5 separate regions of the Homo sapiens genome follow, and all the other regions are linked to region 4. Evidence: chromatin loops called from intact Hi-C (ENCODE). Cell type or tissue: dorsolateral prefrontal cortex. All regions are shown on one strand. Links, peaks and the distances in the headings refer to the core of each region. The heading gives the core; the rest is flanking DNA. Region 1 has its middle 32 kb from the start of LINC02127. Region 2 overlaps LINC02128 (long intergenic non-protein coding RNA 2128). Region 3 overlaps LOC105371259 (a long non-coding RNA gene). Region 4 holds the start of LINC01571 (long intergenic non-protein coding RNA 1571). Region 5 has its middle 7.8 kb from the start of HNRNPA1L3.

Region 1 (6,277 bases), core at 826-5,825, 710 kb before region 4:
CATAATAAGACCCCATCTCTAAAAATGAAATATGAAAAAATTAGCCAGGCATAGTGGTGCACATCTGTAGTGTCAGCTACTCAGGAGGCTGAGGTGGGAAGATCACTTGAGCCTAGGGAAGATCACTTGAGCCTAGGAGTTCGAGGCTGCAGTGAGCTATGATCGTGCCACTGCACTCCAGCCTGGGCAACTGAGCAACACTGGTCTCAAAAAAAAAAAAAAAAAAAAAAAAGAGGCTGAGCACCGTGGCTCACGTCTGTAATCCCAGCACTTTGGGAGGCCGAGTGGGTGGATCACCTGAGGTCAGGTGTTCGAGACCAGCCTTGCCAACATGGTGAAACCTGGTCTCTACTAAAAATACAAAACAGTTAGCTAGGTGTAGTGGCAGGAGCCTGTAATCCTAGCTACTCGGGAGGCTGAGGCAGGAGAATCACTTGAACCTGGGAGGTGGAGGTGGCAGTGAGCCAAGATCACACCATTGCACTCCAGCCTGGGCGACAAGAGCGAGACTCTGTCTCAAAAAATAAGAAGAAGAAGGAGAAGGAGAAGGAGAAGGAGAAGGAGAAGGAGAAGGAGAAGGAGAAGAAGAAAGAAGAAGAAGAAGAAGAAGAAGAAGAAGAAGAAGAAGAAGAAGAAGAAGAAGAAGAAGAAGCAGAAGCAGCAGCAGCAGCTGGGCACAGTGGCTCATGCCTGTAATCCCAGTACTTTGGGAGGCTGAGGTGGGCAGATCACAAGGTCAGGAGTTCGAGCCTGGCCAATATAGTGAAACCCAGTCTCTGCTAAAAATACAAAAATTAGCCAGGTGTGGTGGCGCACGCCTGTAATCCCAGCTATTTGGGAGGCTGAGGCAGGGGAATTGCTTGAAGCTGGGAGGCGGAGGTTGCAGTAAGCCGAGATTGTGCCACTGCATTCCAGCCTGGGTGACAGAGTGAGACTCCATCTCAAAAAAAAAATGAAAAAAAAAAAAAAAAGAAAAGAAAAGGAAAAAAAGAAAAGAGGAAAGAAAAGAAAAAGAAAAAATAGAAAAGCCCTAAAATGGGTATATCTTTTGGGGTGCAGAGGCTTGGGGAGAGAACCTCCTTTTAGGCAATCTCTGCCCCTCTCTGCTCCCTCTGGCCCTCTTTTGAGTGGCTTCTCCCATCACACCCCAGCCTAGGCAGGGCCCAAGATGGCCTCTTTCTCTAATAACCAGCTGGCCCTTTTTATTTGCTAGCCTTTCTGCTTCAAGCCCTATGGTTCTCTGCTTAATTCCCTCTTGGTTTTCAGTATCTCCTAATTCAAGTTCCTAGGAGAGCGGGGAACCTGCCCAGCTCAGCACATCAGTGATGGCCACTCTCCAGCCAGGTGCCCAACCTGAGGGTGTCACTGGTCACTGAGGGGGCTGAGGGAGGCTGGAGACTGGGTGAGGTTGCCTACGTTGGCTTCTGAGAAGGAGGAGATTACTATAAAATGCTACACGCAGGCTATTTTGTTCTGTTTGCTGTATTTTTCTAACCATGTGATCCTTTTCTCTGAAATAGGCTATCGTCTACTGACCACGAGTTGGTCTTTCTCATGCCACAAACTTCTTAAGGTGGTGACCAAGCTTCAGACATTATCACCACTCGCCCCAAGGACCCTGCTCTTCACTCTCTGAAGAGCTCTACCTCCCTGACATCCCCCTTTTTGTTGCTTAAAAATGGTGAATCACTTTGCTTTTCCACCTCTGGCCTCTGAGGAATGAGACGCCCCAGCTCCCACCATTGTCCCGCTCAGCAAGGCTCTTCTTCCTGCATGGCCCTGCCTAGAGCTAGAACCAGGATTACTAGAGAAGCCTTCGGCCCACCTCCCCTCTGCTCTGATCCTCACCTCTCTCTGTCTGGAGAACTGTTGCATGTGACCAATTGGCCCAAACCCAACCCTCCGGACATAAGAACAACCAGACATCCAGTGTCCAGCTGCTGACTTTCTAGCCTCATCACTGGGAGAAAACATGTTCTTGTTTGCCATCATTGAATTCCAACTTATCTGCTGTGATGACTTTGTAAAGGGTCAGTTTAGCCAGGCTGAACTGCATTTCCCACAATGCCCTTCCCTGTAGATTTCAGGTGAGGGTAGGCCAGAAAGGAGCATCTTGTGGGAGACATGGAGGTCAGAGGGGAGGTAGCAGCCCTTTTTGTGGCTCCCACATGCCTTCATGGATCTGCTGACTCACCTCGTATCTGCTGACTCACCTCGTTGGTGTGAGGCTACAGCTGAGCCTGCAAGGCCCCACCTCCCCCTGGTTCCTCCTCCAGCCTCTTGGACTTTGATGAAGGGTCCTCTCTCCTGTAGGACACCCACAGCACCGAGATCAGAGACAACAGGAGTTGACAGGGGTTTCAGTCTGTCCTCCTGGGCTCCAGCTCACACCGTGCATCTGGCTTCCTCCTGCTCCTCCCACTTTACTTCCATCTTCCCTTCCCAATTGCTGCCTTGTGGACTTCAAGTCCCAGCATCAGGCATGAGGAGCAGGGCCTGACAGAGCCCACCTGACCAGCTCTCTTGTGTGTAAGGTCACACTGATGTAACACACATATGTCGTGGTGGGTTCTGCTTCCCTGATTAAACTCGACTAATGTATCTGCCAGCGTCTATATCCTCCTGCACATGACCCAGGGGCTGGACTCTACTAAAATTCTCCAGTTTCCCTTCATTCCATCAACTGGGTGGGTCTGCTTTAAATTTAGAGGAATTTTAACTTCAGCAAAATGGCTTCTTTCAAAGCCGTTGATAAATTTACTACCTAAAACTATCAGCTCAACTTGTCTATGGAAATGCAGAAAAGGAGAAAAAAAATCTGCTATGAGCTGACAGTATGGGAGAAGCATTACAACTTTGCAACGTATTTAGAAAATGTGCATGCACCAATAAGTGTATCACTTCTGACACAATACTAAAAGTAAGTGGCTGCCCCAGGTGGCGATGAATCATAATATCTTATGTGTGCTTTCACGCAAAGGCCTCGCAGCCCAGCAGAGAGAAAAGCAGGGCAAGGAATTGCCTCCTTATTTTACAGCTGAGGAAACTGAGGCTTAGAGAGACTCGGTGATGTGCCCAAGCTTCCCTAGCTTGTAAGTCAGAGGCTGCAAGCTCAGAGGCTTGAGAAGTCAACAGATGCCTCCGTTCTGTTTGATTTGACACACACTATTTTTTGCCTGTTTTTGCTTTTTGTCTGCTTCCAATATTTAAAAATCAGCAAAACTGATCCCCATTCCCCCAACCCTCCCCCTGGCAAAAAAAAATCATGTTTGTTATTTGGCAGCACAAATATTGGAAGTGAGTAGAGACTGCCCCCTTTAGATAGAATAGGGGATCCCCAGTCTCTATGGTCTAATCCCCCTCTTTCATGGATTCTAAAAATATTGCCTACTGGCTCCTGTTTCCATCTGTGACTGAGCTCCTTTAAAATCCCTAGACTTGAGACTCAAAGCCAGATTCCTCTGCTCCCATTCTGTGGCTCTTCCAGTGGGTCATGACATAGTCTTGAAGACATCAAACATAAATGTTTTCAGTCATTTGACAAATATTTACTGAGCACCCTTTATGTGTAGCTTGAAGGAAGAAGTGAAGAATAAGCCAGATGTGTACATAAATTAACAAAATAGGTACTTGAGTGCATGTGCATGCCTGTGTACATGTGTGCATGAACACATAGGAACAGTCTTATCGGGTGGAGTGAGCAGCAACTGAGAAAACATGCATGAGCTAGCGATAAGCTGCAGAATGCCATGTGTGACAGGCATGTGTCCATCTACATATTTCTGAAAGTTGATTGCATTTTCTGTTCACTCCTCTTTGAAAGGATAGCTCATGTCTGTTATTGGGAAAATAACTGCTTCAATTCAAGTCTTAGCTGCCTGGATTCTTGCTCTCCAGCAGCAACGAGGCATTGAAGCAAACCACTCAGGCTCCAGGAATGATTAACTCTGAGGACAACAGCCAGGCAGTAGGCTGGCTAGGAGGTGGGACCAACTCTCCTGGTTTTCCCAGGACTGAAGTGAGACTTCCAGTATTAAAACTTGGAATGTCCAAAGGAAACTAGAACAAGTTGGTCACCCTACCTGGAAAGCGCCTCTTGACAAAGGAGAGACCGAGATCAGAGGCTGGAAGGTGAAATGGGAACCGAAAAGTTCTGCTGTTTGTTTCGAAGTTTTTTAATGGGGCAAAAGGAACAAATCTGATGATCTCCCTCATCCACAGCATCACTGTCATGAAAGAGCCCTGTCAGCCATCCGTGAGTCCCCACCCTACCATTAACTGGCTGGGTGGCCTGGAGTAAGACTTCTCCTTCCTTTGCCTCCCTTTGTCTCAGCTTTCCCCTCTGTAAAGGGGGGACTTTGGATTTGGAGAGCACAGAGCTCCCCTCCAACTGTAACGATCTGGTGCAAACCACACAATGTTAAACCTACTTTTAGGGCAATTTTGCTTTGTTCATAACCACATGTTACTTACCTCACAGTGTCCTAACAGCTAATATTTACTATGTATTTCACCCATGCTGGGCATGCTATTTTAGGTATTTTAAATGCATCGACTTATTCAGTCCTCACAACAATCCCAATTTATGGATGAGGAAACTGAGGCATGGGAAGGTAAAATAGCTTGTCCAGAGCTACAGAGCTGGTGAGTGATGAAGCTGGGATTTAGATCCAAGTCAGTCCAGCTGTCTGTCTGCGCTCTTAGCCACCTCTGTTAAAGTCAGTCTCCTTTGTCTGTTTGGGACTTTGTAAGCTCATAGTTGAAGAACTGACACACAGCATGTTGTAGTACAATGTAGTGATGAAGGGTTCAGGCTCTGGAGTCAAAGACCTGAATTTATATGGGGTCTGCTACTTTCTATCTGGGAATATCACTAAACTTAACTCTCTCATCTGTAAAATTAGACTAATAATTGTCCCAGCTCATAAGGTCAGTGAGAGATTGCTTGCAAGACACTTAGCACATCCCTCCTCATTGTACACCCAACAAGAATGTATCCATGTGTCTACTGAAGAGCATGTGCTGGAATGTTCATGCTTATAGGAGTACCATTTGTAACAGCACAAAACTGGAATGTGCCTACGTGCCCATCAACAGTGAACAGATAAATAGCCTGTGGTCCATTCACACAATGGGATCCTATCCAGCCATGAGGGTGAAAGAAATGCAACCATACCCAGCCACCTGGTTGAAGTTTGCAAGCTTTATGCTGAATGAAAGAAGCCAAGTGTGGAGGAGAACATCCTGTGTGATTCCATTGATACCAAGCTCAAAACTAATCTGAGCTGTTAGAAGTCAGGAGAGCGGTTCCTCTGAAGGGTTGAAGTAGTAACTGGAAAGAGGCAAGTGTGGCTTGGTGGGTGCTTTGATGATCTGTTTCTGTTTCATTACAAGAAACAAAGTTTGCATGGGTGTGCTCATCTTGTGAAAATTCACTGAGCTGCACCCTAATGATGTGTGTTTTTTTGTTTTGTTTTGTTTTGTTTTTTTGAGATAGTCTGACCCTGTCACCCAGGCTGGAGTGCAGTAGCATGATCACAGCTCACTGCAGCCTCAAACTCCTGTGCTCAAATGATTCTCCACATCATCCTCCAGAGTAGTTGAAACTACAGGCATGCTCCACTATGCCTGGCTAATTTTTGTATTTTTTGTAGAGGTGGGGTTTTGCCATGTTGCCCAGGCTGGTCTTGAACCCTTGAGTTCAAGCAATCCACCCATCTTGGCCTCCCACAGTGCTGGGATTACAGGCATGAGCCACTGCTCCTGGCTTGATATGTGTTCTTGATATGATATGTGGAGTATGTTATACTCCAATAAAAACTGTTTAAGCAGATGCCCAATAACAAATGACTAAGAATTCTGATGGAGTAGGAACTTGCTGTGGAAAGGGGATGGTCTTTGGGACTGGCTAGTCCAGGGCCCTGCCCCATTCTGTTTCTTCCTGGCTGTGTGATCTTGAACAAGTTGCTTAACTTCTCTGAGCTTCCACTTTATCATCCGTAAGAATACTATACACTTCATAAGGGTGCTCTGAGGACAAAATAATAAAGCACATACAAAGGCAGCATAATATCTGGAACAGTAGGTACATAATATTTGCTTGATGCATGACTGAGTAAACTTTAAAAGTCACTTGGCTTCTCTCTGAGTGGCTGAGCCTCCTAAATCAATAGATAAACAAATGGGTAAATAAGTAAAATTCCCCTTTTCACTCAGATGTGGATGATGCTGACCACTGGGAGGTCAGGATGTGGCTCTCATGGGTCTTGGGGTTCAA
Region 2 (6,277 bases), core at 562-5,561, 900 kb before region 4:
AAAGGAAGACAGAGTGGAAGGACGGAGGTGATGGAATGGGGAGGCAGAGGTGTGTCATGCGAGTCCAGGGAGGCTGAAAACCAAGGATGTGGCTGCAGCAACCCCATAGATGTGCACAGCTCTCATCAGCCTGCTCATTTTAGAGAGAAGAAAATAGACACAGAGAGGTCGAGTGACTTGTTAAAGGACACACAGCTAGGAAGTGGCAGAAGCGGGGTTAGAATCTGGGTCTTTTGACTTTAAACTCTGTTAACACAAAGCCTCAGGCTGTCAGAGGGAAAGGGCCCTCACTCAAGCTTCTCATTAGGCAGATTAGAAAATCTGAGGCCCAGATGGAATAGAGGCTGGGTCACTGTCCCCCCAGTGGTGATTTATGGGATGCATGGCAGAGGTGCAAATGTGTACACACACACACATAGGCACACACACAGACAAACCCTCCTATCCGAGTTCTCAGGGAGTCAGTAAAACCATTCAGGGTGATGGGAATGGGTGAATTGGAGGCACAGTCAGGAGCATAAACAAAAGCTCCTTAATAAAATATTAAACAAAGGCCAGACCCCTTCTCCACCCATCCCCACCCATGCCTGCTCCCCAGAGGCCTCTACATTAACTTCCAGTCTTGTCTCCACACCAGTGCCCCATATCTCTAAATAATGCATGTCTGCCACTATTTCCTGATTCATCAGTTTTGGACATTATCTATTGACTTTCCAAGATGATGGATGAGAATTTTGCTCCCACTCATACCCCCTCCACTCCACCACATTCTCCCATTATTAATTTTTGGTGCTTCTAGTTGGAGGCACTAGACCTTTCTAGTGGAGGACTAACTTGGAGGACTAGACCCGCGCCTTTGTTTCTGGGTCATGCAATGCTAGAAGCATCTCCTGAAGCTTTCAAAGCTCTTCTTGGTAAGATGAGGCTCTCCAGGCCCTTGCCCTCCCTGCAGTTCTACAAGCCCCCTCTCCTGGTGGCCAATCACATCCTGCAGGGACCAGACAGTCACGAGTGTCATAGGACCCTGGGCCTTGGGTCTCTGAGCTCATGTTCCATCACTCCACTCAGTCTTTTCTCTCGTGTTCTGTCTCCCATCCCAGGCTCTGCCACAGGCCCCTGCAAGGAGAGGGAGTATCAGCCTGGTCAGAAATCCTGTGGCTTTCCTGGGGACATTCTGCTTCTTGGGGTCTTATGGCCCAAGGATTTCTAATGTTGCCTCCCCACTCCTTCTGCATCATCACTTTGAAATAGAAATGAAGGTCTCCAGTGGGCTTGCTCTTCTTTTGAAATTATCTGGCTTCATTATGTCATTAGAAAAAGAGAGAACCAAAACACCCCAAAGACTGACAGGCAGTTTGACAAGTGTCAGCAGTCAAAGTCTGAATCCGTCCTCTGAGTTTGCAATCACTTAGCTCCCCCCCCTTTACCTTTAAAATAAGAACAATGGGGTCTTTTGTGGGGTTTGTTGCTTCTGCTGGGCCCTTCTGAGTCACTGCATATTTTTATGCGTTCAGTAATATAGTGTGAGTCATTCTCCAGCTTGGGGGTATTTTGGGACTTGTGGTGTTTTACTTACAATTGCAGAAAAAAATCAAATATTACAGAGGTGATAAAAAATACAGCAAATTCATATGACCCAGCTCAGTGTGCATAAAATTCCAGGACGGGAAAGAGAGCCACGGCATGAGGTCATTGCCAAGGGTTCTTTGGGGAATGTGGTTAAGGTACAACCCATTTTTTTTGCTGAAGTCAAATAAGGGGGTGATTTTAACATTCCTAAGAAATCTTCTTAGGCCAAAGGTTGAAGGTGCCAGTCTTCATCCCATTCGCAAGAGTCCAAAGAGGGGAGGAAGTTCCTCCCTCAACGAGAGCTGTTTATTCCAGATTTTCTAGTTTCTAGACTGGGGTGTTGGCTGTGGGAAGGGGGTTGGATGGAAGCAGGGATGGAGAGGATGGTGCTGAAGCTGTTTCCCCAAATGCGCCATGGCTTCAGCTCATCCGGCTCTGACAGAGCCCCCATCTCAAGAAGCTGGGGGTGACAGTGGCTGAGTCAGGCTGGTGAAAGGGCTGAGGCGGGTGCATTTGCCTTGAGAAACTTTAGGGAGAGATGAAGGAATGCTGAGTGTCCCCAAGGGGATTCTGTCATAATGGAGAAACCGAGTCACAGTTGAGCAGCTCCTTACAGGTGATGTGTCATGGAACCAGGCACTAAAGCAGGGATGAATATCACTTTTCCCCCACCAGAATGTCCCCCTTACTGCTCTGTTCCCTCTATTATACCACACACCTTGGACGAGCCACTTCCCTACTGTGGGCATTGGTTTCCCCATCTGTAACAGTGAACTAGATGATTGACAAGGCTGACCCAGCTGGATGCTCTGCTTTTCTGACATGATCTAGGCTGCTGAGACTAGAACCCTTGTTCCTCCGGGAGCCCAAGTGTGCAGGGCACCGAGGCAGGTCCTAGGGAGTGAGGTGTGGCCCAGGTATTGGGGTTGCAGCATTAATTGCATTCTGAGCACATGTCTACCTCTCAGAGCTGCGGGGCCTGTCTCTTTCTATTAGTTTAACAAGCCCTGGTATTAATGAGATTGCTCTATAATTGAACCTTTTCACGGGTCCCTCGGTAATGAAATTATGCTAATTTGCATTCAGCACCACCAGGCATCCATCACGCGGGACCAGCCGGGAGCGGCCGGTGAGGCGGCGTGAATGCGCCGCTAATTATCACCGAAATGAACAAACCCAGCAGTATTATTATTTCATCTTCTGCCCCATCCCTTCCTCACTACCCGCCTCCCCCACCCCATCTATATTTTTGTCTTTTCATTCACATGACTGCCGGGGCAGGGGTGGGAGAGGGTGGGAGAGGGTGCCGGGGAGGATGCCGCCTCTCCACTGTGTGGCAGCATGGACCAGGGAACAGCACAGGCCCAGGACTGCCCGCGGGCTCCGTGGGTGCAGGCGTGGGGCATGTGTGCACGTGTGTGCAAGAACCCATGCTGCTTCTCAGCCCGTGTGCAGCGTGTGCTGGTGTCTGGGTGTGCAAACCAACTGCATTTATTCGTGAGGCTGGGTATGTCAGAGTGTGAACCTAACCTTGGGTGTATGTCTGTGCTGTTGCGATGCAGGCATGCTTCTGTCTGGGCAGGTCTGTCTGCTTGTGTGGGAGTGTGTGTGTGTCCTTGTGAAAGCGGTGTGTGTGTCACTGTCCTGGCTGGGGGTCACAGTGTGTGTCTCTGCTGAGGGCCTGAGTGCGTGTGTGTGTGTGTTTTTGCCAGTGTGCATATCTGTTTTAGTGGGAATCTCAGCAAATATCTGTGCTTGTGTCATTGTGTGTGAGTGTGCGGTATAGACGTTAGTACATTTGTGCATGGGGCCTGGCACATCAGTGTGTGTTATAAGGTGTGTGTTTGGGATGACTGGTGTGGTGTCTGTGTTGGTGTGAGTAGGTTCTCAGTGTGTGTCTCTATGTGCCTATGTCAGTGTTTAGATGGTGTGAATATGTGTGTGAGCATCTGGCCTTGTGTTTGGGAACATCCACTTACCTGGCCTCGGAATGGTGTCTGGGAAACCCAATGGCCTGGGAATGGTGGCTCACTGAAATGGCTACACCCATAATGGCTCTTGGTGAAGGGACAGGGCCACCATGACAAGGGGGCAACTACAGTGCCCTCCTTCCCATTCGCTGAGCCCCAAGGAATCCTCCTGGTCTCTCAGGTGAACAAAGAATAGTTCAGATTGATTTTCTGGCCAGGCCTGCTGGATGGAGGCTTGGAGGAGAAATTTTATTTGATTCAGAGAAAATATTTTGATATTCCTTTTTAACCTGAGTATGTGCAGTAAGATTCACTCTGGCTTCGTTGGGTAAACATTTCTTGGGTGCCCCTCTGTGCCAGGCCTGCTGGGTGCTTGGGGCCAATGGACTGGGAGGGAAAGAGGCCACTGAAATCCTCTCCGGTGTCTATTAGGGCAGAGGCGAAGCTCCTAATAAGAACGTGTCCTGGTTCTGCTAGCAACCAGGTATTGACTTTGGGCGAGACTCTCTCCCTTCTCAGAGACTCAGTTTTCCTGGCTATAAAATGGGAGTTGGAGACACATTGGCTAAGATGAATTCTAAGATCCCTTCTAGCAATGGAATGCCATGGCTCTGAGAGTTGTACTTGGGGAGCTGCTTTTACTGTGTGGTGAATAAAAGTCTGGACTTTGGAGACAGTCAGCTCTGAGCTTGAGCAAGTTAATTAATTTTTCTGATTCTCCATTTCCTTTCCACAAAACATTTATAATAATATATGTTATTATATGTTTGTGTTGTGGCTAAATCAATAATGTGCTGGTAAATGTATAACAACCAGCTTGATAAAAAAGTTGCATGTATATATGTAAGTTAATTATAAAACTTACTGATACAAAGGAATGTAATACAGAATTTACAAATAATAAAGTATACAGTTCTTTTTATGATAAATTCCATATGGCCAGTTGATTCTCCAAGAATTCTTTTGTTGATTTTTGTCAAACTCTCCTATTCATAGACAACCTACAGTTGCAATTGACAAATGAGTATAGTTCTGACATGAATATTTGTTGGTATTTTTGTTTTTTTTTTTAAATGAGGAAGATATAAGTGAAACAACTAAAATATCTATCAAAAATTTAATTTTTTGTCATCAGCATAAGAGACTTCTTGTTGAATTGATGATTAATATCATTTTCTTTCTTTTCTTTTTTTTTGTTTTTCCAGAGACACAGCCTTGCTCTGTTGCCCAAGCTGGGGTACAGTGGTATGATCATAGCTCACTGCCACCTTGAACTCCTGAGATCAAGCGATCCTCCTGCCTCGGCTTCCAACTAGCTAGAACTACACACTTGTCACCCCATATGGCTAATTTTTAATTTTTTTTTTAAGAGCCGGGGTCTTGTTATGTTGCCCAGGCTGGTCTTGAGCTCCTGGTCTCAAGTGATTCTCCTGCTTCAGCCTCCCAAAGTGCTGGGATTATAGGTGTGAACCACTGCTCCTAGCTTTCATCAGTTTCTTGAAGTCCAGATCATCCATAAAACAATAAATCAAGCCCTGCTTTGTGGTGTTTGCTGATTTCCACGGTGTAAAGACTTCTACTATGGCCAGTTTAAAACAACATGATGTCACTAACCCTGAAGTGGGGAAGAGATGCACAGGAGCACACAAGCACATACTATTTTCACTATAAAGTTACAATAGATATAAATAACCCCAAGAGCACGGATCATAGGAGAATAATTAGAAAGTGATGATTTTTAAGAATTACTAACTTTTGTTTTTAATATAATTTATTTGATTGTAAATTTATATGATTTGATTTTTAATGGTAGATGTATTTAACAACCCACTGACACTTTTTTTTTTTTGGAAAATTGAACTATTGACCTTTGCAAGCTGGTATGAACGACCTCCAGCATAGACACTGAATGGGATAAAATAATGCAAGACCTAATACATTTTAGTTACTCAAAATAATTTAGCTATTATTGTTAGTAGTAGTAGTAGTGATAGTGATACTACATAAGTAGTATTTTAACACTACTTCTTACCCACTAAGAGATATCTGCCCTGTAACATGTTGATTTAGTCACAAATTGTGACTAATTTTCTTCATTTGTGAAATGGAGTTCACAATCCTGTCTCTATTTCCTAGAAGTCTCAGTGAAATGTATGGAAACACTTTGGGAATGCTATGTGTCTGGAAACTGGGTAGGGCCAGGTAAAGCCACAGAGACAGCAGCAAGTATAGGCAGCTTATACTTGTGATGTGTGTGTGTATGTGTGTACAAATACTTTTAAGATATTGAGATAAAATGTCAAACACTGGAGTGCACACATCTGAAGTCTACAATTTGGGCTTTGACAAGTGTGTGACTGATAACATTTCCATCACTGTAGGGGGTTCCCTAATGCCCTTTTCCAGTTCAGTCCTTCCACTCCCACCATAGGCTATGAATGTTCTTATTTTTGTCAACATAGATCCATTTTGTCTGTTTTTGAACTTAATATACAATCATCCATCATTTAACAACGGAGAATTGCTCTGAGCAATACATTGGTAGGTGATTTTGTTATTGCGTGAACATTACAGAGTGTACTTACACAAACCTGTATGGTATAGCCTACTACATACACACCTAGGCTATCTGGTATAGCCTATTGCTTCTAGGTTACAAACATGTAGTGCACGTATACTGTACTGAATGCCACAGGCAATTGTAACATAGTGGTATTTGTGCATCCAAACATAGCTAA
Region 3 (6,277 bases), core at 527-5,526, 220 kb after region 4:
ATGTACGCCATGTTTCATAAGATCCCTTGAGTAAGGTAATTAACACGCCCTGTTCTTCAATTGTTTGTCCCTTTCTTGCCTTCCTGTGAGTACTGCAGCCAGCAGCATCTCTGCCGTGGCTGGGACCTGCGTCACTCTGTCCGAGGTGTGCAATGGGTAGGTTCCTGAGGCTCTTGACTAGTGTCACCAAGACCGTGCCTGATACACTTATTTTTGTCCCTGCCCCCTCTCTTGTACAACTTCCCCCTACTTTAATAGAAAACCCTTCACCATTATAACTCTTCTGTTTCTCTCGGCATTCTCAGCGGGAGTGGAGGGATACCTTTACAAGCACAGGCAAATAAATGGTCCTAGGCTTTACTAAATTGATTAAATGAATTGCTTGTCATCCACACACTTCTATAAGGCAAATCATCCAAGCTGATGAGACAGATGAAGGGTTAAGGGGGTCATAAGGACAGGTTGGGTCCTGGGGAGAGGGGTCCTGTGTAAAAAAAATGAGTAAAACAAAAACAAATAGATAACACAGACCCAGTGAAATAAAATACCAAAAGCCAACATTTGCCCAGAACTTTACAGTTGCAGAGCACTTCCACAGACAAAGACTATTCTCACACTTTGCTAGCCCATTTATGGATCATGATTAGCAACTTGACTGTGGTTGCATAGGTTTCAAATCCTGAATTTTTCTTCAGGACAAATTTTGGGAGGCAGCTTTACCTTAAATACATCTATCAAAATTAGATATGCTAAATTTCCAAGATTTTGAAATCAGCCTTTGTTTTCCACTTTTTGGCATTTCTGAAACTGGGATGTACCCTACAATTGATGTGTAAGTTTAATCTGGCAGTGATTCTTTCTTCTTCTTCTTCTTCTTCTTTTTTTTTCCCCTTGGAGGGCTATTATTGGATCAATGGTGTGTGTTACAGTCAGCAGCATCTTAGGATCAAGGAAACAGAGTGTGCACACTTGTGGGAAATATGAGCATGGATGTGTGTACTTGCTTGTCTGGGTATTTCCACTCATTAGCTCCTTTTTACTACTAAATGCACACCAACACAGCCCTAGGGTCCTGGTAGGGCCCATGGTCCAGACTCCACTAGCCAGCCTACAGTCTTCAAGGAAAGCTACAGCCCTACACGATCAGTTTCTATTCTAAAGGGAGAAGCCTCCATAAGCTCCCAGCATCATCAATAAGCCAAGAAAACCCTGCGATTATCATTGTTGCTATATCCCTTGGTGCTCAGAGGATACCCTCAGAAGAGTTCAAACTCTTAGAGGTCCACGTTCCTCTCTGTGCCTTGTCCCTCTCTCTGTCAGCTCAGAGGGACAACCTCTCTGATCTGGCACAGAAACTCTCTCTTATCTGGCACAGAGGGGGACAGAGTCTGAGCCAGCACAGAGAGGGACAAGGACACAGGCCACATGCCTCTGTTCTGGGTTCCTATTGGAGACACCAAGGCCAGGTACTAAACTTATGCAAGAGGGAGCCGTCTTCTGCAAGTGAGGAAAAGGCTTCAGCATTTAAGCAGGATTTCTTTACAAATTCCTTAATTTCACCTTCCTGAATTTTACACTGAATTTTGTCAGTTTATAAATTTGCACTATAGCTCGGCACTGGGAAGAGGAGGGGGGCAGATAATCAAACCTACGGGCGTTTTACACACAGACACTGAAAAATAAAGACCATTAGCAAAAAGTATAATTAAATTAAAATGCCAACTTGCCAAGGAAGCTCAGTAAATGGGAAATATATCAAACTGTGATAATACAAATGGGCTATTTCTCAAGATGTGAGAATGTCAATGGAATAAACTCTGATAATTTGCTGACTTTTTATGCTGAAGGTAGAGTAATACCTTAAAAATAAATGACCACAATAACACACACACACACACACACACACACACACACAAAACCGTGCAGTATGTGCACAACTGTTTAACCATGCTAATATCACAAGCCTAGGAGCCCCCAGGGCTGGAAGATCTAGAAAAATCACTTAAAGCCCAATTTCTCCTTTTGGGTGAGTTGGCCAGACTCCAAATCCCAGCAGAAATTTTTTATTAGTCACTGGATCTACTTTCTTAGGTCCACTCAGCCTAATTTATTTTGAATGCGTGTTTGCCAGTTAAGTTTAACATATCCAGTTAACGATAGCTGAATATTCTCTAAAAACAATCTTATAATGAAGCTACGGTTCTTTGTAGAATATTGAAAATTACTTTTGGCATGCAAGTTCGTTTCCTTAATTCCTCTTTTAGTGTGCAAATAACCTTTGAAAACCTGCTTCTAGGTGTTTATGTGTCAGGACAGTATCAAAAATTATTCAATTGCCAAGTCACATGTCAACACTTCTACTACAAAGCCTCTGAGAACCCTGATTCTCACTACTCTGCTGCCCTCTAGTGGAAACCTGACAAATCCTCGCCTTCATTTCAATTTATTTATTTCAATGGAAGCATCGAATGGAAAACTCTTTGCATCACACCTTGATGGTAAGAGGCACTTTAGAAGTAGCAAACTTTAAATGACCTGAAAACTGGAGACTCAATTGAAATCCCTTGGAAGAACATTTAACGGAGGTGAGGCTGTCAAATATTTTCTAGTTATTTATCTAAGAATCACCTGCAGCTACAGCCATGCCTTGGAAAAAAAAGACGGGGGGCAACCCCTATGTTCATGTGATGGGCTCAATAGACTGTCTGCTCACGGGATGTTTGGGAATGGCTCAGTCTCTCAATTCTAGAATCACAGTGCACAGGCCAGAGTGTCAGGGGGAGAAGGGACATTTAAAGTTCAGTCATCCTACTGCTGGATGATTTCAAGCAACATAACTGAAATATTCAAATTCTTAGTTGAATTAAAGAAAAATCACTACATATATAACAGTACAGCAGGTATGCAGTTATCACAATGACGTGCAATTGATGAGTCATTTCATTTCCTTCCGTCATCTGATGAGAAGACAGACGCCCAAAGAGGGGAAGGGACTTGCCTAGCACCCACAACTAATAGGTGGCATAGCTGTCACCAGAACCCGTGTCCTGTGATTCATAGTTCAGGTATTTCCCTGTTACAACATTACAACAGGTGCCTTCAAAATTTATTTTTTACTTCTATGTTCGCAGCATGTGTGAAACACATTTTCATAATGTTGCAATGGACATTAACAAGTAACCTGACAAATAAGAACTGAATTATGGAACCTTATGGAACAATTACTTTTAGGAATAAATTAGAGTGGATTCCAGTTTATTCCCATAACTGCATCACTCTTGGAATCCATGAGTGGTTTGCAAGTGGTGCAAATACAGCCACGAGGAACTGTTCATGTGAGAAATAGAAATTTCGATTCATAAATACTGATGTGTGAGAAATGTAACTTTCTTTAAAAACTCAGTTTCTATTTAGACTCCCATCTCACTGAGTGATGGAAGCTTACTTTCAGTTGATTCAGTGTTGGTCTGTCTTCCCACTTTATCTGGATTTGAGTAGAGGGACCAATGTAGTAGGAAAGCACCAGAGAGACAGGTGCAGCCCTAGTCCCCAGTGTCATCATTTCTTCAAGGTGGCACCCGTGAGATTTCCTCATCCCTGTCAGGCGCTCCGTCAACAGTCTTGAGGCCTGCCAACCCCATCAGCTCCTGAATTAAACCCAGCATGCCCCCAGTGCCTAGGAAACTTCCACTGCTTCCCCACCATGAGCTGCCCTGTTGACCCAGGCATGGCACGTGGTTGTGTACACCCTGGAAGTTTTGTCCCCACCCCCAGTCTCTACTTGAGAAGAAGCATGATATTTTTGCTCTTGGATCTCCTCACTGATGTGAGGTTTCCATTGCCAGCACACCCACCATACACCCCACCCACCTAAAAACTGCATTTATGTGGCAAAAGGCAAGGCCATTCCTCAAAGACCCACCAGCATCAAACACACCTCATTCATTAATTCGGTCAATATTTGTTGAGCTTCTTCCCTTTGCACTGAAGATAACCCCATGAGTAGACTGACCAGGTACCAGCCCCAAAGGGGCTCACAACTTAGTGATGAGCATACCATTAAACAAGCAAAATGTACACACAATGACCTCAAGAAAGAGTGGGAAGAAAGTGATGAGGGGTGGTGAGGAAGGATCTGACTTCAAGCTGAGTGGGTGAGAAAAAGCCTTTCCAAGGAAGGGACATTTGAGCAGAGGTTTGCATAAACGTCCAAGCAGGTTCATTTCTAGTCTTGGAGCATGGAATCTCTCCTGGAACTTATCTATTCTTACAAAGAGGAAAAGCAAAAACATTTTATTATTGTGTGTTAGCCTTCTTGTGATCCATGAAAGTGGAGTTCTTAGCAGATAGAGTACACAGGGTCTCACAGAAAGTACAGAGAAAAATACCAGCTCATATTTCAAAATATTATTTCAGGACACATCCACTCTGGGCAGGCTTTGGGAGGGACATCCCTCGTGACAAATTATCTGCCATGTGTGATGAGGAGGCGAAAATAAGGCTGATAAATTGTGTAAAACAGCGTGGAGTTTCCTCAAAAAACTAAAAAGAGAACTGCCCTATAGTCCAGCCATCCCACTTCTGGGTTTAGATCCAAAAGAACTGAAATCAGTGTATCAAAGAGATATCTACACTTTCATGTTTATTGCAGAACTATTCACGATAGCCAAGATATGGAATCAACTTAAGTGCCCATCAACAGATGAATGAATGAAGAAAATGTGGCATATGCACTGTTGAATGTTATGCAGCCATAAAAAGAATGAAATCCTGTCATTCTCAGCAATATGGATGAGGCTGGAGGGCATTATGGTAAGTAAAATAAACCAGGCACAGAAAGACAAACACTGCCTGTTCTCACCCATATGTGGGAGCTAAAAAAGTTGATCTCATAGAAGCAGAGAGTAGAATAGTGGTCACAGGAGCATGGGGAAAGGAGGCGGGGAGACAGTAGATGTTGGTTAACTGATAAAAAATGACAGCAAGGCAGGAGGAATAAGTTATAATGTTCTATAGCATTGTAGGATGACTATAGTTAACAATTTACTTTATGTTTTCCAGTAGCCAGAAGGAAGGATTTTGAAGGTACTGAACAGAAAAAAATAATAAATGTTTCAGGTGAGAAATACACTAATTACCCTGATTTGAATACTACACATTGTTTACATGTGTTGAAATACTATTCTGTATCCCATAAATATGTACAATTACTACATGTCAACTAAAAATTAAAAAAATAAGGCTGATAGGATCACTATTTAGTCAGACCCCTGGTGGCTCAAGCCTTCCTTGAGGTTTATTTTTTGCCTCTGGAGAGTAGAGACCTCAGTCACTGTTGCACCCTCATGCCCATGCCCACCCAGTCCTCTGGCATGGTGGCATGGCCACAGTAGGCACCCATCCGAGAGGCCAACCTGAAGGAATGGATCATACCACACTCACGCAAGCAAGAGTCTGAGTAAGGCACCTCTAACTCAGGATAGAACTCCTGACTCCAATCAGGAATAGCCTCCAGAAAAGAAAAGTGCTTTTATGGGGACCTCCGCCCATTTGTTAGTCATTTATCCACATGAATCCTTAGGCCAGGAGTCCAAAATGCACATACTTTTGGAGGCTTAGACAGGTGACATAAATAAGAGAAGTGGGATGGCTGAGGGATGATTCTTCACTTTCCCAAAGAAATATCTTCTTTGCCATTTTCTTTGACTTGTTCTTCGCTCTTGTTGGTTCATTATTCTGTATGTTATAGGGACAAGGGAAAAAGAAAAATTTATATTCCTCTTTACTATTGGGCCATGAAAGAATTACAAATGACAACTAATTCTATGCCTCGATGGCAGAAAACCACCAGGGTGAAGAGAAGACCCTGGTGAACTGAACAGCATAGGTCTCATCTAAATAAGGAGGAGCTAGAGCTAATCATCCCCTCATGGGAATATGGACTCAGTGTTGCCTGCTGTTTTTTTCAAAAGAAGCTGGAACCTAACTATTCTTGTGAAATAGCCTAATATATTTACATGCACAATTCATACATACTCTTTTAAAACCCTGTGCAGGAAACAGGGGATACATTTTTGGTCCAGATTCAGGGTATGAATCAGCAATTTAGATCCTGAATTTTCATCATATTGTTCAGCTCTTGGGGTATCAACCAGATGTAGTAGCAGAAGTCTTGGCCTGTGAATCCAGAGGCTGGGGTGGGCATTCTCCTCTGTAAAAATGTGGACAACTTGTACTCCTCCCTGATCATCTCCTTAACTTCTCCAAACAAGGAGAG
Region 4 (6,277 bases), core at 709-5,708:
AATGTCTGGGTGCAGATAGGTCCAGACCTGGAGGACAGAATCCCTGCCAGCATGGCTTATCTCCCCAGTAATTAGGCTTGTGTTTCTGCTTTATTAACTCCAATACAACAGCACCCTGCCCTCTGTCACCAGGGGGACTAATAGATGATAGTCGGCTCTGATTTGGAAACCATACAAATTAAATGACGAAGTGAGAGGAAGTGAAGTTGAGGCAAATTGTGTCAAGATAAGGCGGTCAGTCATTTACATAGGAGTTTTTCAAATGTTAAGCAGGGAGCTTTTGATTTTACATCTGCAGATGCAAAACTGCTAAAATAAATAAGCCCAGTTTCCTTGCTGTGTTTGTTAAACCTCAACAATATGTGAATTCTTAAATGATGTTAGGAATAATTGATTGTGGATGTTTATAACCAGGGTAACTTTTCTTCTCCTGAAGTCCCCACATTTTATTGCTTTTCCTGAGAAAGATTTTCTTCTATTAAACATAGATGTGAATCCATGTGTTTATTTTCCCAGGAGCATTGCAACAGGTCTCCATCTTCATCACCTATAGGGCAGATTTGCTTTTACATTTTTAAAACTCATGTCCTACCTCTCTAGGAGAAACAATCAAACATCTTCTGGAAGATTAAAATTACCCACGGAAAGAAAATAAAATTGAATGATGGAAAGAAAAGAAAAAGAGGCTGTCCAGCAAAGCTGATTTCCATCAGTCAGCTGCGGGAGCTGTAACAATTTGTTTAGCAATATGATTTAACAAGAAGCATTAGCTCCGGGTATGTAGCTGCCGGGTTTTGAGAAGGCTGATGAGATGTGATTATCTCCAAGCAGAAATATCAGGGTGGTTAAAAGATAATTTGAAATGAGGTTAAAAATGAAGCGACACTAAGCTTCTCTCACTTGTGTCAAAACAATCCCATCTTTTCTTTTCTTTTCTTTTTTTCCCCTTTCACTTTGATGACATTTGCTCATATTGGAGGTGGAGACATTTCTCATAGCAAACTGTAATCCTTGACTAATTTTAAATTTAATGTGGCTCTGTTTGAAAGACAGCTCTAAATTTTGATCCAAAATCAACTTCTGGATATTACAGAAAGAATTTGCAGTGTTTGTAATATTTGGTGAGCCTTAAAAGTTGCTATTTTTCACACAACTAAAGTTTCATTTCACTACGTTAACTATATTCACGGTATAAACAGCATATGTTGATATGATAAATGACATTTGGTTAGAAAATGTCTTTGAACTTTAGCTTAAAAAATGAAAACAGGTAAAAAGAAAAAACAGAATCAAATGTTAAAAACCATATGTTAGTAAATGAATATTCTCTTTCAGATTATTTAATGACCTTAAATATAATTACTGCTCCAAATGAGAAAGTTTCAAAGCCTGAGAATATTGCTTACTTTGAAAAAATGTATTTTAGTATTAGATATATGTATTCATCATCTAAGAAAAAGAAATCCACATAGCGATATTTACAAAATAAAGCAGTAACATAGGTGAGGAAAGTTAAATATTATCTCTATGTACATTAAGAGAAACAGGAATTGAGTCGCTTGCTGAAAACTTCTAAAAAGTCCATGACAAGACTTCAGATCTTGTTCTTTTGTGTAAAAGATGCTCGGGCCATTCTGCCAGTTTTAAAAGATTAATGAACATTTAAGAAAAAGAAGCCCAAAGTTACCGTGTACACACACAACAGAACAGCTGTGTACTCACTCTTTAGGGCTGTGACTCACAGTTCAATCTGAGCAAGAAATGCTTGGAAATTCTAAAACGCGACATTCACCTCCATGTGGAAGGAAAGGCCTCAATGTTCCCCTCCATCCCTGCTTAATCAATCAGTTGTGAATCAATTCTGCAGTGACTAATCGCCCCCAAACCCCCTTGCTCCACCATCTCTCCCTAGTATGCGGTGCTAGAGATGTTTACGCTGATACGAGGAGATGACAATTAGTCATATTTATCCGTGCTGGGTCCATTTAATCCCCAGTGTTTTTACTCATGTCAAATCCATTATCCCAAACAAAGCTTCATACATCTTGTCGGAGATGCTCACAGACTTGCCTTGTTTACTTTGAGAAGACAGATTTTATGGCAACATTAAATACATACTGAACCCTAACTAATGGAGCCACTTGGCATGGTGAAGCAATTGCACTGGCAATTCCTATCACCCTTAACCCATTGTTGTTTAACTGGGTTCTGAAAACCCAGGGACTTCTGGCTGTGCCTTGGGTGTTCCGAGCATATCCTAAATTTTCTCCACGATTCTACATTTATGATCATTGCACCTCAGTGTTTCCAGCAATCACATAATGCAACCCCCTTCCCCCCAGTAGCCAGAGACACTTTTTCCCGAATGCCTTGAATCTCCTCCTGGCCGCTCTCATGAGTAATTTTTGAGCCTAATAAAGGAACACCTCCCTCCCCGTTTGTTTATTTAGAAAGACAAAATGTTAGGTGCTCTGTTTACTTACATTTCTCAGCACTTCTTTGTCTTCCAAACCATTTTAGCTCTTAATATGGAAGTTTTATAAGTTATTTTATCAGAAAATGCAGACCTTTGCTAGTTGACATGAACACTTAGGATGAGGCTGAGTGCTTGGAAACCCCTGACTTCACCAGGAAAAAAAAAAAAAAAAAAGTAATATGTGGCATATGTTAACATCTAGGCCTGAAAACACAGCCAGTAAGAGTGGCGCACACTAAAGGAAATCACTACTTAATTCCACAAACATTTGTTTCAGTCCAGGAATGGCACTAGAAACTTTGAGCCGTCTGTCTCCTTCCCTGAGCCGGTCGGGCACACGAGGGTCCATAACGTGCGGCGCAGCGCCATCTGCTGGCAGGCCACTCCTGGCCGCCCCAACAGCCGGCAGCCGCGGATGGCTCTGAAATCCACACGGCTTGGTGCCTCCACCTTCGTCCCCCGGGGCTTCTCGCTGCTGGGGAGTCCTGACTGTACTAAAAAAAGAAAGAGAGAAGGAGATTGTGCCGGAGAGAAAAAACAGTGCTGGAGAAACCGTTTCCAAAGATCTATTTAACATGTAAACGGAGGAAGATTAATATCTCTGGAACAGTCCCCAAACGTCTTGCCAAGGGCACAGGTTTTCAGCTTTAAAGGTGAAGTTGAGTTTATTTGCATCTAAAGCAAACAGTTGTTTCTCCTCCTTTCTTTCTCTCTGTTAAACATCGTATCCTAACCATATCCTCTTTACACTCCGGCTCTGCGTGCTTCTTTATGGAGGGGAGGTCGAGTTAATGGCAGCTGTCTGGGTGTCCAGGTTAATTCATTTCCTGGCGGCGTGGCGGTGGTGGTGAGGGGGATTCTGAAGTGCTTTTGGAGACACTGGGGCTCTGTTTGCCCATCCATTCCAGGAATCAGTGGAGGGACAGCCCCTCTCAAGGGCAGAATCTGAGGATTGTGGAAATGCAATCAACACACTTATGCGTGCGCCCACACTGCTTTGAATGGGATCCCAGACTCCAGGGAACTCATCTCTGATAAATTGCAAAAGACCCAAACTAAATGGACCAAAGAAGCAGTCATTATGCTTAAGGGAGGGACCTCACTGTAACACAGAATAAAGTGTTACCTGCAATTATTTTTTAAGGTTGTGGGGGAAATCTCGGTATCCCAATTCTAACTACCCGGCCTTTTGCTAACTGACTGCAACACTGACTTCCAGCATCTCACATCCTCTTCCTCTCTCTATCTTGCTCTATCTTCCCACTCTTACCCAGTCCCATAACAAACAGGTTGGGGTGGATGCCCTCTATGTCCACATTACTTAGGGAGAAAGGGGAGGCTGGATCCATTCCTGGTTTCCACCTAAGGATGATTTGTTTAGGCCCCTGTTGTGAGGATTCTGTGATCCTTGGTGCCTGGTGGCTCACAACAGGGATTAATTGCAATTGTCTTTGTGTATGGAAGGGACTAGGCTTTTTCTTAGGGCGCTCAGCACAGCACTGCCTGCCACTGAGACGGTTCAGGGCACAGAGCTCTCTAGGCCCACAAAGAGGTCTGGCTCTCAGGACAGCCATGGGAGGGGCCTATGTCATCAGGAAAGGGCGTTGTTTTCTCCAGGGCTGCCTCTCAGCCTAAAGAGACTTTTACTCTAATGCCATGAGCTGTCCTTTTGCAGACTAGCAACCGGCTGGTGAGTGCTTTCAGGGGATTGCTTCTCTCTCTCTCTCTCTCCTTCATACACTTTTAGAAACAAATACAGTCAGAATCATTAATTATAGAATTGGAGGCCTAGGGTTGCCAGATAAATTACAGAATACCCAGTTACATTTGAATTTCAGAAAAAGAATGAATAGTGGTTTGATTTTAGTGTAAGTATGTCCCAGATATTACGTGGGGCATACTTACACTAAAAGATATTCTTTGTTTATCTGACATTCAGATTTAAGTGGATGCCTGTGTGTTGTTTTTGTTTTTTTTTTTTCCTCCCTTCCTTCTCCCTTCCTTCTTTCCTTTCTTCCTTACTTTTTTTTTTCCTTCTCAACCTGGCAACCTATTAGAGACCCTCTAGTAAAAATCTTTAGCCAGGAAACCAAAATTGGCAGAGGCAAAGTAATTTGCCCAGTTACACAGCTGGTTCGAGGCACAGCTAGGGTCAGAAATCAGGTCTAGAAATTTAGTTTTGATTCTCTCGATTAACCACACTGTCTTTGCTTCCCCAGGATAGCCAACTGGGAGCTAACGTACCACATAAGCTCACGTCATAAAACCAGTTCTTCATATAATCATTTCAGAATGATTCACGCGTGCTTCAAAGAACCATAAAGTAAAATACCATTCATCTGGAAATGCCACTAGTTTATAATTTGTGAGGTTTCCTGGCAAAGTGAATCTTTACCTAGAGACCCTTTTCTGGCTGAGGAGTCCCACAGCTTCCTTTTCTATCACCATTGTTCATGATTGTTTTAAGGACTTTGTTCTACCAAGTGATTTCACACTCTTAAGCACACAGTTAGATACAAGCAAAGAGTGTGCCAATTAGCCTCCTCTTCCTATTAAAGCAAAAGTTCTAAAGCCATTTCATCTTATCTGGATAAAAAGATTAATCTTAAAATACTCTAATATGCATTATTTCAAAGACTTACATTGGTTACCTATCTTGAGACTTCAAGATTGGTGGCAAAACTGTTATTCCATATTGTGGCCAACCTCAGGGCAAAAATGTGACCTTATATTTTGGCTATGCTGTGACCAAGTGTCCTTGTTCATGTCTCTTATGACATCTGAGCCTCACTTACATTATTTTTAAAAGGAGGGGTTAGTTCCTTATTAAGTCCTCGAGTCCATTTTGGTTCTAAAACACTAGGTTTCTAAAAATCAGACATGCACTCTGTTAACCTCATCTGTTTTTGAAGTTCCAACTGGAATTCAGCAGCAAAAATTGCATCTAAGTCTTTTGTAAGTATCCACTGTGCCCAGGATGGTGCCACAAGCTGCCTGTGCTCCCCAAAGCAATCTGGCCATCAAAACCAAAGTATAAAACCTCACACCGAGGAAGAAAAGAAAAAGGTGTTAATGAAACTAGCTGTAATGCAAAGAAAGGTCAGCTTCAGCTGCAAGCACTGAAATGAAACCATATAATTGCAAGTGGCAAAAAGGGCTCCAGGTGAGACAGGGACTTTGTTTACACCATGCCCTTCTTTTCTGCCAGTCTTATCATCTGAGTGGCTCTTTCTGGACCAGTGAAATAAGAAGCAACAGGCTGAAGATCTGAACCTTCTAGAATTAGATCCAAGTGCCCCAGCCTAACAACAGATCTCCATGAGCATTTCACAGGCTCATTATTACTGGCGAGGGAAGGTTGCAGTCAGGGGCAACAGAAAGAAGGACTGTTCTTGCAAATGATAGCAAAATCTTGTTTTGCCTGGGAACTCCCTCTTTCCCACTTGGACTTTGTGTTTTTCTAATGAATGTCAAAGAGCAGTACATGAGGCCAGGTGGAGATAGAAGAGTGATGTTTCCCTATTTTCCTTTCTTTTTTTCCTTTCTCTTTTGACTTTATTTTTAGCCTTAAAATTGCTCCTGCAGAGAAACCATTCAACACAGGTGAGACTCAACCCAGAGCCAAGGTGCTGGAGAAGCCGAGGCTGCCTTTGCTGGTGGCTTCAAGCCAGGAGAAGCTTTTGTGTCTGCTGGGTGTGGTGCCCACCAAGGAGACCAGGCTCTGACAGGACTATGCCTCCCAAAGACAAATGGATGAATTTTTTTGAAAATATAAAATCCTCATGTACTCTATTTCATGAA
Region 5 (6,277 bases), core at 524-5,523, 120 kb before region 4:
CTCAGATTTGACCTGTTTTTCTCTTTGCAGTTTTGGAAGCCTTTTCTGTCTGAGAACATATCTGAGGAAGTGAAGACAATTTGGTGGAACAAGCACATAAATTAAAGCCAGTAACATCAAAGAAAAATACTGTCAGAGTTATGCAGGTTTCTTTTTAATTGGAATTTATAATTGCTCCTAATTATAGGACATACTTTAAATGTTACTTTGAGAGGCTGAGGGAGGGGGTGGAGCCCTGTCCACTCTAGCCTCATGAGCTATAACCTTGACATTTTAATTAGATATTATTTTGAAATATGTAAAAGGGATTTACATACTCGGTGAAACATATCATTGACTGTGCAATTTGCCCAAGAAGACAAAATGATACACAGTTTTAAAAATAATCAACTTCTCAAAGGAATGGTAGAAATTCTTAAGAGGGGTGAAAGCAACAAAATATGTCAGCATTGTGTACACGTTCAGGTTTTCTAGTTTCCTCTGAGCAAAATTTCTTCTTCTTCATAGCAAGCCTGTGTCGGTGGCAGTGTGCAAACAAAGGGAAGTGCGTCCAGTTGATTTATGGGCCACACACACCCATCCTGTAGATAAAAAGGGAGGTCAGAAGAGAGTCGGGAATCTTCTCTTTGAAGACAATTTCTGGTGCCATATTACTTGACTACAGGAGGATGATTAAAACAAACCCTTAAGTCTCTTTCTCATGAGATGCCTTGCTTTTTTATGCTTCAATAAATTAACAATTTGGGACAAAAGTAATAGGAGAGATGGGACAAGACCATCTTTCAAACTTTGCCATCATAAGTTAACTAGGGGTCTAACGACATGGAATTTATTGCGGATATCCAGCAGTTGGGGAAACATACTTATAGAATTTATGGAATTCTTCCAGGAAGGAAGAGATGGAATGGAGAGCCTCATTGTTCTCCACCCAAATTAAACATTATTGTAATCTTTCAGAATATTGGGCTCTATTCCAAACCCAAAAATAGGGAGGAAGTAGAAGTGTCCTAAATTAACTTTTGAAGAGGTTGAAACAGAAGGCTGGTGGTGAAAGGAGAGCTTTGCCATACATGAGGCTCTGGGTGCCAGACCCTACCCTGCCATCCTGGGCATTGTACTTGGAGACTTTGTAGGAACAAAGATACCTACTTTGAGTGTTGGTTCTCTGGCAGAATTTGGAAGGAATGCCCTGATTGTTGGGCTCCACTGTCCATTGAAGGACTTACCACCAGGGTCAGGATCTGAACTGGAGGATGTGGTGGCCATTGGAATGCACAGCTTGCCCAGAGCCCCTCATCTCAGGCCCAGCAGGCACCCTGGGCTTCAGCCATGGCTGCACCAGAGAGGGGAAATGTTTTCCATCCCGTGTCATGTCTAGGGCCCCAGTGAGGGGCACTCGCATCATTGCCTCCTCCATCCCCAAGGGGATTCCCCTTAACTATGTCATAGCATAGAGAGAGGTCAGGACTAGGATTTTTTTTTTTTTTTTTTTTTTTTTTTTTTTTTTTTAAGGCAGAGTCTCGCTGTTGCCCAGGTTGGAGTGCAGTGGCGCGATCTCAGCTCACTGCAGGCTCCGCCCCCTGGGGTTCACGCCATTCTCCTGCCTCAGCCTCCCGAGTAGTAGCTGGGACTACAGGCGCCCGCCATCTCGCCCGGCTAATTTTTTGTATTTTTAGTAGAGACGGCGTTTCACCGTGTTAGCCAGCATGGTCTCGATCTCCTGACCTCGTGATCCGCCCGCCTCGGCCTCCCAAAGTGCTGGGATTACAGGCGTGAGCCACCGCGCCCAGCCAGGACTAGGAAATTCTTATGGTGTTCATGGGCGGGGTGATGCCAGGGAAGAGAAGAGTAAGTGGGAAATGGGATGGAGTTGCTTCAAGGAGATGCGACCACATTCCTTTGACTCCACCTAAGCGAAGCAGATCAACCCCATTCATATAAAATCCTGAACCTGAAACTCTGAGTAGTTGGAGTGCTGGTGGAGTGGGAGCAGACTGAAGACTGCCTTTCAGGACACCACCTTATTCTCTACACTGGTTTGCCACTCACGACCCTTTGACAGGGAGGCATTACCTTGTTAGAGGAAGACAGATGCAAGGAGACTCTCCCGGACTGTTGGCCGCTGACCCTTGGCATGACAGTAACCAGAATGCTTTCCCACTTCCTGCCTTCAACTGTTCTTGCTATGCCACCCCACCCTCTGCCGCAGGACACTCACTCATCACCACCGGGAGCTGCCGATGGATTGCTCCATGCCCTCCAGCACTGGGTACTCATTCTTTGTCACACACTGCTTCCTGGACTTGCCCTATAAAGCAAGATAATGCTCCTGCGGAGAGGAGAAAGAGCTCAAAGTGATTGTTGTAAGGGAATGCAGAGGAAGCCTCCTATTGACTCCTCCATTCTCATGTTTATGGACCACCTTCCGGTCTCACATACGGCCATTTCTTTCCATTGAGGACAGAGACACTGGGAAAACACTCCTGGAGAAACTGCAGAGTAGGGGCACATCTCATAAAAATCTACCTTGTGTCCAGGATGAGACTGTATTTCCTCCACGCGCCTCAACCTAATTTCCTGTGGATTTCAGATCATCTTTTATTTCCAATTATGCTGCTGTTCACATTATCGATTTGGAGGATACAAATGTTGAATGACAAGAGAGGGAGAAGAAGGAGGGGGGAGGAGAATTCCATTTTGCCTGAAGGATAAGATACTCGAAATGCCACCCGCACAGCCTCTCTGAAGCGTTCATCAACGTGGCAGAGGCTGGCTCAATTATCTTTGTGTCAGATGATTATCTGAGAGCTTAATTTAATCTCCATTATCCTCCCCCGTCATATTTCAATTAAATCTGCTATCAGAGTGTTAACACATCTTTGAACCTGCTATTTCTTCAGTTAATTTTCCACTAAGAGGTGCTGGAGAGTAACAGATGTCATAATTATGCAATTATTAAGTGTATTTGACACTCGTTCTCTCAGGATTTTGTGGTTAGGGTAGGAGGGTTGGAAAATTAATCTGATGACAATATGCTTCCGTTGTGATCCGTAACACCACTGCAGGCTGGGGGACTGTCCTCCCGCTGTTTCCGAGGCTGCCGCCAAGGAAGATAAAGGATTAACTGATTGTGCGTCAGATTCGTTTCACTTTTGTATGTCTGGTAAATTGGATGAGTTCATTAGGCTGAGCAGAACACCAGAGGCATTTTTTTAAAAAATAAAAAAAAACCTTCTTCAAGACCTCAAGAAGTACAACAAGTACATCTCAGGGAATATGGTAAAGTTATCAACTATAGAGTTAAGGGCAGTTAATCTTGACTTTAAAATCTTGGGTTTTAGTTGGGAAATGAATGCCAAAGAATTGCATGACCTTGGTTAAGTCACATCCTCTCTCTGAGCTTTGGATCTATGAGGAATGAGCAGGCTTGATTCCATAGTCTACTACCTCTCCCAGCTCTACCACCCCCTGGAAATTGTTACAAGCTGTCTATTCCCTCTCCTCCCTCAATATAATCTATACCTATAGCTATTTAAATCCTCAAATTTGTTAAATTCGAAGCCTGAAAAGATGTCTCTATCTTTTGGTCTATAGTACATATTCATTAAGACCAAAAGCTCATCAGGTCTTCAAAGCCTGGTTTTGACATTTACTAGCTGTGTGACCTTAGACAAATTGCTTACCCCCTCTGAGCTTCAGTTTCCTCCTCTATAAAATGACAGTTATGATGAAATCTATTTCCTAGGATTGTTGAGATGATGAGCTAAAATTGTATTAGTCATAGTCCATTTCTATGTGTCTGTCTGGCTCATGTTCACAAAAGGAGTTGGAAATATATAAGGGAAGTTGAAGTGAGGAATGGATATGCAGACTGCATGATTGTAGATATCCTTGGAAATTTCTTTCTGACATCACATAAGGGCTTCCATAGTACTAAAGAACATGGTTGTGTCCTTGCAGGCTTGAGAGGTCATGCGGATGACAGCTTTGTCCTTAAGCACAGAGGGAGGGGACCTTCTCATGCATACTACCTGCTGCTGGGACAGTGGGGCTAGGAACCCAGTTCTCCCTTCTCCTGGTCCAGGGACTTTTCCTCACTGTACTTGGCCTCTTAATCCATGTGAATCAGTTTACGTGAACTCTGAGTCACCAGTCTGCCAAATCATTCTCAGACCTTTTTCTGCTCTTCATCAAACCTAGAAATTTTCTACCCTATTACTCTTCCAGTGCTACCCATGTGGGGTGAAAGGTAGATAATAGCCACCTACAAGCCAATGGACATGCCTATAGGCATTGCCTGGAACTCTTCTTTTAAGGGAAATATTATTTGGAAGCCAAATAGATAAAAATAGGTCAAAATAAAAATGCTCTGATGAAATCAGGATTATGATATTGGTAGCTCAGTGTACATACTTACACCACTCTGTCTCTGCAGGTTTCTGAGGAAACTTTGGATCTTGTAGAGGACATTTGGAAAACAATCATTCCATGTCATAATTTTTGCCTGTGGAGAATTGCATTGTATGGATGTAGAAAATCCATTTGACTAATCTCTTTTTGTCGGGCACCTAGGTTGTTTTTGATTTTTCATAAAAGGAGCTGCAAGAAACTGGATACTCCATTTATGAAAAACTCCCTTTCACGGGGGCAGGATCCTAGACAGATTTCCTGTCTGAAAGGCGTCACTTTCTTTCTCTCAGGGAGGATATTGAGATTGGCCAGAAGGACCTTAGTGTGGATCCCTGTGTTTCTCAGAGCCATGAAATTAAGTAAAATATATTACCATTCTCTGGCATTTAGGTGTTTGGAGACAGTAGCTCAAGTCAAAGAGGGACTTTATTGTATCTACAGTGGTGGATTCCAAGGATGAAAGCTTCAGGTATTGCTGGATCAAGGGGTTAAATGATATCAACAGGTTTGCTCATGTGCCTCCTGCTCACATACTGGAGGGAGCAGCCAGGATTCTTTCATACATCCAGGGAGGGGAGTTACCAACAGCCAGGTTTGGTAACTCTTACAAAAAGATAATTTTGTTTAGTTTTTAACCTAATACCTTTCCATCAATCTAATCTCATAGTCCCCACCTGCTGGATACTTTTTATTTTCCCCTGAAGATTCAGTCTCCACCTTTCCCATCCTTTTATGAATGGCTTCAGCAGGATCCTTTCACCTCTGGCTTTTGATTGGACTTGGCCAATGGAAAGCTATCTTCTTTTGCTCGTGCTACCTTGACAAAGTACCACAAACCAAGTGGCTTAAAACAACAGAAACTTACTGTCTTATAGTTCTGGAGGCCAGATGTCCAAGATCAAGGTATCAGCAAGATCATGCTCCCTTTGAAACCTGCAGAGAAGTCCCTCCTCTCCTCTTCCAGCTTTTGGTGTTTCTAGCAATCCTTGGCTTGTAGATGCCTCACTTCAGTCTCTGCCTCTGTGGTCACATGGCTGTCCTCTCCCTATGCTTCTGTCTCTGCATCTCTCCTCTTTTCATAAGCACATTCATATTGGATGAAGGGCCTGCTTTACTCCAGCATGACTTTTCTTAACTAATTACATCTGCAGCAACCCTATTTCCACATGAGGGCGCATTCTGAGGTCCTGGGGCTTAGAACTTCAGTTTAAGGGCCACATTCCAACGCCTAACAAAGACATTCACAGCAGATAGAGGGGGAAATGAGGGAGAGATGGGGTATCTATTTCCCCTTGGCTGGAGAAGTGTACATTCCCCTCTTCCTCCACTGAGGGCCACACTTGCCGTCAAAGGGCTCCCTCGCACAGCTTCTAGGATTCTGTTGACTTCTTGTCTTTGCCCTCTCAGAGTTAGGGGTGATGGCACCTCCCTGATTTGCTAGCCTTATTACTTCAATTTGTTGATTTCCCATCATTCAACTTTCTTCAGTTGTCCTGCTTGAATATACCCTCTCCCACATGGCAGAAGGGAGCGCCAAATGCAGGTGATAGGGGACTGTGAGAGCTTCCTAGAGCAGCCTGTCTGGAACTCTAATGTATATAAAAATCTCTTGAGGATATTGTTAACTTGTGGAATCTGAGGAAACAGTTCCAGGAAAAGAGCAGGGCCTGAGGTTCTGCATTTCTAACAAGCTATATTAGTCCGTTTTCATGGTGTTGATAAAGACATACCCGAGACTGGGAAGAAAAAGAGGTTTAATTGGACTTACAGTTCCGCATGGCTGGGGAGGCCTCAGAATCATGGCGGGAGGCAAAAAGCTCTTCTTACATGGAGGCTGCAAGAGAAAATGAGGAGAATGCAAAAGCGG

The links. Hi-C counts contacts between places; a loop is a spot of excess contacts. Peaks named below come from ENCODE experiments on the same cell type or tissue, not always from the same donor. Only the 100,000 strongest peaks of a DNase experiment are listed, where the experiment ranks them.
Region 1: a loop joins it to region 4, with 2.3 times the contacts of the local background. A loop is called at or near these places in 2 of 110 quality-filtered maps.
Region 2: it touches region 4 in a loop (9-fold over the local background); 3 of 110 quality-filtered maps call a loop at or near these places.
Region 3: a loop joins it to region 4, with 8 times the contacts of the local background. A loop is called at or near these places in 11 of 110 quality-filtered maps.
Region 5: a loop joins it to region 4, with 2.0 times the contacts of the local background. A loop is called at or near these places in 3 of 110 quality-filtered maps.

The regions. Positions count from the first base shown.
Region 1 is chr16:51,046,561-51,052,837 of GRCh38, forward strand. No RefSeq gene overlaps it. Among named protein-coding and RNA genes, the nearest start is that of LINC02127, 32 kb to the left of the region's middle. In dorsolateral prefrontal cortex, for the core only: a CTCF peak has its summit at 3,262; no DNase peak of the experiment used is centred there; H3K27me3 peaks cover 918 bases.
Region 2 is chr16:50,860,656-50,866,932 of GRCh38, forward strand. All of the region lies in intron 1 of LINC02128 (long intergenic non-protein coding RNA 2128), which reads left to right. Among named protein-coding and RNA genes, the nearest start is that of LINC02128, 24 kb to the left of the region's middle. In dorsolateral prefrontal cortex, for the core only: a CTCF peak has its summit at 2,894; a DNase peak (open chromatin) is centred at 2,926; H3K4me3 peaks cover 884 bases; H3K27ac peaks cover 3,077 bases.
Region 3 is chr16:51,980,516-51,986,792 of GRCh38, forward strand. LOC105371259 (a long non-coding RNA gene) reads right to left here. Exons shown (of 3, transcript XR_933563.3): 3 at 4,884-5,736. Among named protein-coding and RNA genes, the nearest start is that of LINC02911, 94 kb to the right of the region's middle. In dorsolateral prefrontal cortex, for the core only: CTCF peaks have their summits at 2,406 (motif pointing left) and 2,605; a DNase peak (open chromatin) is centred at 2,409; H3K27ac peaks cover 494 bases.
Region 4 is chr16:51,759,447-51,765,723 of GRCh38, forward strand. LINC01571 (long intergenic non-protein coding RNA 1571) reads left to right here and starts at 3,073. Exons shown (of 3, transcript NR_110916.1): 1 at 3,073-3,129. LOC105371257 (a long non-coding RNA gene) reads right to left here. Exons shown (of 4, transcript XR_001752182.1): 3 at 2,484-2,970. In dorsolateral prefrontal cortex, for the core only: CTCF peaks have their summits at 2,841 (motif pointing left) and 3,043; a DNase peak (open chromatin) is centred at 2,845; H3K4me3 peaks cover 706 bases.
Region 5 is chr16:51,634,817-51,641,093 of GRCh38, forward strand. No RefSeq gene overlaps it. Among named protein-coding and RNA genes, the nearest start is that of HNRNPA1L3, 7.8 kb to the right of the region's middle. RefSeq lists enhancers at 1,818-2,407, 2,408-2,997, 2,454-3,312 and a silencer at 2,122-2,416. In dorsolateral prefrontal cortex, for the core only: a CTCF peak has its summit at 2,927; no DNase peak of the experiment used is centred there; H3K4me3 peaks cover 895 bases; H3K27me3 peaks cover 3,162 bases.